Regions from separate parts of the Homo sapiens genome. Here region 2 is linked to region 1. A link is an interaction called in ENCODE POLR2A ChIA-PET data of the cell type or tissue named here. Cell type or tissue: PC-9. All regions are shown on one strand.

What was found. ChIA-PET counts read pairs that join two places held together with the same protein. Peaks named below come from ENCODE experiments on the same cell type or tissue, not always from the same donor. Only the 100,000 strongest peaks of a DNase experiment are listed, where the experiment ranks them.
Region 2: POLR2A ChIA-PET joins it to region 1 with 7 read pairs; 2 of 35 experiments call an interaction of 5 or more read pairs at or near these places.

Annotation. Positions count from the first base shown.
Region 1 is chr5:159,721,957-159,724,456 of GRCh38, forward strand. No RefSeq gene overlaps it. Among named protein-coding and RNA genes, the nearest start is that of LINC01847, 150 kb to the right of the region's middle. In PC-9, no CTCF peak of the experiment used is centred here; no DNase peak of the experiment used is centred here.
Region 2 is chr5:159,615,775-159,618,274 of GRCh38, forward strand. LOC105377684 (a long non-coding RNA gene) reads left to right here. Exons shown (of 20, transcript XR_941139.3): 18 at 111-461. Among named protein-coding and RNA genes, the nearest start is that of LINC01845, 150 kb to the left of the region's middle. In PC-9, no CTCF peak of the experiment used is centred here; a DNase peak (open chromatin) is centred at 1,387.

The DNA.
Region 1 (2,500 bases):
TACATCATACATATCTGTATTTATGGCCTAAGATTCCATACCTACTGCATGGATAATTAATTTATTTAATTTTATTTTTGCTACTATGAATGGTATCCTGGCCTCTTTGGGTGACTTGATGTTGGTTGTCAAATTTAGCAAATATGTATAGGATGTCCAGTTAAATCTCTATTTGAGATAAACAATAAATAATTTCTAGTATAAGTGTATTCCACATAATATTTTGGACATACTTATACTAAAAAAACTACTCTTTGTTTATCTGAAATGGAAATTTAATTGGATGTATTTTATCTGGCAATTCTATGTAGGGCTTTATAAGCTTGAAGAATTCTTTGACAAGTAAAGGATAACTTTTTGCCAGCCTGGCCTGTTCTATAGCTATACACCATACTTTGAGGACTAGGGTTGCTCAGAAGTCAGCGTGGAAGAAGCAGAAGGTAGACTCTCCACTGGGGACACGGAGGAGTGGTGAGCTCTGCTGTCCCTAGTGAACCAAGTGCTTCACCCATGACGTGCCCCTTCGTTTGGAAGACATGTCAGACGAGAGCAGCGGGAATTCTCACATCCAGCCTACTTCTTCCCTGACCTTACTAATTTAAGATGGTTTCCACAATTTTGTGGACATAACTGGGTAATCTAATAAAGGTAGATTAAATTACAGCTGAGTATTTTCAGATCCGAACATGGGAAAAATGTATCTTGTTTCAAAAAACGATAAACCGCCCCACACTTGTTTTGTTTTTCTTTCATCTGGGAACTGGGCAAACAGGAACTATCTCGAGTTATTATATGTGAAAGTCTGTGCAGTTGGGTTGGTTTTTCTAACCAAAAAAAAAAAAAGGGGGAAAAAAGAGGAAGAAAAGAAAGAACAGAAAAGAAAAAATTTAAAAAGAAAACCTTTAAATCCACAAAATTTTTTTTTCTCATACCAAAAATGTAAGGGACCTGAACTACAACTTTAGAAATAGATATTTAATTTTTTAGAAAGTACCAATGTTTCATCAACACACACACACACACACACACACACACACACACACACATTTCTAACCAATGTTTCAACACACACACACACACACACATTTCTAACCAATGTTTCAACACACACACACACATTTCTAACCAATGTTTCAACACAAATACACACACACACATTTCTAACCAATGTTTCAACACACACACACACAAACACACACATTCACATTTCTAAAGGCTTGTTGAGTAAAAAAATGCCAGCTACCAAATCACTTAGGTAATTCTGTGAGCAGAAAAACAAAAAAAAAACAAAAAACAACAAAAAACAACATGGGTTTGAACCAAATGAAATATTGGCCCTGTTTAGGTTCAGCTGGCAGCATATTTAAATACAGAGATTTTGATCTGGTTCAATAGGTTTAGAAAATTAGCATGGTGAACTCTAGGTTTTAGTTCACATTGGAGGTTGAGTCCCAAGAGAGAAAATGATGGTCTTTTCTAATTTGCGTCTTTAAGCCAGTTTGTTTAAAGTTTCCCTTTACTTACTTTTTGTTCAGCAATATTAGGTTGGCATGGTGGTCTCACAAATAACAGCATATCTCCAGTGAAGCGGAGTTTCTTTGCTTAAAACTTGTGGGTATTTCTTGGGCATTTTCTCATGAGCAGAGTGTGATGGACAGGACCCATGTGGAGTCGCACAGGCCAGGGTTGACCAGAAGACCATTGGCAGTGCAGTCTCATTCTCTTTCAGATTCCCTCCAAGAACTGTTTTTCCTTCTTGCTTCAGCAAATGAATTTGGAGCTTCCCAGAACTCAGAAGGTTCAAGACGAGATGCTCAGTGCTCCAGAAAATGCAAGATGCTTTCCTTAACTCAGACAATGCAAATTCTCAATCTATTGGCTGATGCTGACCTTTCCATGTTTTAGGAATAAAGTGTCTGAAAACAAAATGAGAATATGTACAAAAAAGCAACAACAAAAAACTTCAGGGAGTATAAAATATCCAAGAGAACAAACTGTTTTAAGCACTATAGAACTCTTCAGAAACACCTATATATTCAGTGTACAATTACAAATAATTCATAGGTGGTTTCTGAAATATTTTAAGTTCCAGGATACATGTGCAGGATGTGCAGGTTTGTTACATAGGTAAACGTGTGCCATGGTGGTTTGCTGCACCTATCAACCCATCACCTAGGTGTTAAGCCTCACGTGCATTAGCTATTAGCTATTTATTTTTAAAGTTTAAAATTTTTTTTTAAATAGGTAAACCCTCTCCCACCACCACCACTCCCCAAATATACCCCGCACATCCAAAATGTATTTACAAAGCAGGAGGGGTGTCTATCCTGGTTTGATCATACACTCAGCCTAATATCCTAAAATTGCTGTAAGTACAGACCTTTAAATTCAGCCATGTAGGAACTTCAAGCTTTGCGTGGCTACAGTTCCTTGATTTTGCAGTTGAGTGAACTGAAATTCAGAGAAGTCAGGTGAAGCGACTTACCTAAGGTCACATGGT
Region 2 (2,500 bases), 110 kb before region 1:
CTAATGTTTGATATGCTCTGTGGAAATCTGAAGGATTTCTGCCATAGATGGCAAGGCAGAAGGAAATGGAGCTACTACTTTGTTGAGGAATAACTATCTCTCCTCTATAGGCAGGCGAAAGGTGCATGAATACTGGGCACCAGATGCTGAATCCATAGCAGGAATGTTAGCATGGGGTTGTTTAAAAAACATCCTGTGGGAAAGGGATTCTGCCAGAAGCCAAGTTACCCCAACAGAATAAGCCTATAAGATGTGGCCTTCCAGAAAACAAACAGGCTGAGGACAGAAGTGGGAAGAATTCACATAAAGGGGAACTTTTGCCTGCATCAAGGGAATAGCAGACAGGGTGATCCAGCAGGAGAGCCACTGAAGTCACTCCAAAGTGTTCTGAAAATGAAGACACAGCTTCACACCCTTGCCAGGCCTAGAGCCCAGAGCCATCTCCCAATAGCGCCAGACAAGTAAGTGCTTCCCTTATTCTTTCCACTCACTCATCTCATGTCTTCTCATGCTCCAATAGTGGAGAGGCCAGAGCCACTATTTGCAAGCCGAGGAAGGAGAAGTAGGGAAATAAATGAGACAATGACCCCACACTTGCTCAGCAGACAGGAGGCTGGCCCTACCTGAAAGAAAAGAGAAAATTTAAGTCTCATTACAGGCCAGTTTTGATTACTACAAGGGACTAGGCATCCTAACTTCCAAAAGAAGACCATGTTTGCTATTTAAGTGGTGGTAGGGCTTTTTGTGAGCCAAGAGTCATGGGCCTGCTGGAGCTTCCATTGGGGTCACCAAGCATATTTAAAGGACAGGGGGAGCCACCTCACATGGGCATGAAAGGAGTCCTGCCCCTGTCACTTCCCTCCTTTGCTTTGATCTTTCACCTTCTCCGCTCTTCTCTCCAGCATTCTGCTTCATTTTAATCTTGGCTTCTGTGTCAGTTCTCTATTGCTGCATAGCAAATTACCGCAAACTTCATGACTTCAGAAAAGCATGCATTCGCTATTGCATGGTTTCTGTAGATCAGGAGTCTAGGCATATCTTAGCCGCATGTCTCTGGCTCTAAGACCTTTCACAGGGCTTTAATCAAGGTGTCAGTCCGGACTCCAATCTCATCTCAAGGCTCCACTGGGGAAGGATGGGATTTAGGACTCATGTGGTTATTGGCAGAATTCAGTTCCCTGTGGCCTGTTGGATTAAAGCCTCAGTTTCTTGCTGGCTGACAGCTGGAAGCCACCCTCAGTTTCTAGTCTGTTGGCAAAAGGCTGTACTCAGTTTCTTGCCATGTGGACCTCCCAAATATGTCTACTTGCTTCATCAAAACCTGCAAGAGTCTTTTTCATAAGACAAGTGTTACAATCTTATGTAATGTAATTGCAGAAGTGACTCACATTGGAGTCATATTGCCATATTCCTTTTGGTTTGAGGCAGGTCCCAGATCTCACCCACATTCAAAGGGAAGCAATTACTACACACGGCATGAATATCAGAGGCTGGGACGATGGGGGGCCATCTTGCAGACAATTGCAAGTTGTCTGCCACAACTTCTATTCTTCAATCCATGTGTATCTCTAGCCTGGGGACAGGGATGGGGGAAATTGCCAAAACATCTTCAGAGTGAAATGTCTATTAAACAAATATACTGCCCTAGTGTTGAGATAAAACAACTCACAGAGGACAGGCCCAGTGAATTATTATGGGAGGAAGGGTCTGCTTCTTATTTCAGTGTACCCCAAACCTTCTGCAGTGTCAGTTTAGAGTGTGCCGCCTAGAAGGAGCTGGGTTTGGGCTCCAGGGAAGGGAAAGGCTGAGGAGATTAAAAAAAAAAAATCCATCCCATCACACTGACTTGTATGATGCACATGCTAAATACCAGGCCTATCTATGCCCTTTATATGTATTATTCAAATAGTCCTGACAACAGCCTCATGTGAAGGTATTCTTTTTACCTGCATTTTACAATTTTTTTTTAAATGAAGGTTTTATAGGTCTCAGTAGCTTGCCCAGGGAAAGTGATGGATCCAGAACTTGAAAGAGGTTTGTCTGCTCTAACCTGGATCTTATCACCATCTTAAAGAAAATGTGGGCACCTAGACAGTGGAGGCAACATGCAACAGCACTTTATTTGGAATCAGAAGAGCTGGGTTCAATTATCACTCAGTTGCCTCTAAACTGAATGACTCTGGGCTCCTTTCTCAGCCTGCTTGGGCCTCACTTTCATGTGTATGAAGAAAATAATAAATTATGTCTCTTCTTCAGGTGAAAAAAAGTACCTTCACCCTTATTTCCCACCATGCACAGAAAATGAACTTAAAGTGGAGCATAGGCTTAATTGTGAGAAACAAACCTGTGAAATTTAAGTTAGGCAAAGATTGCAAACCTATAAAAGAAAAAAGTGATAAACTGGACTTCATAGAAGTTAAGATTTTTTTCTTTTCAAAAGACACCGTTGAGAAAATGAAAAGAGAATGCCATTGTATGGAAAAAAATTGCAAAACATATA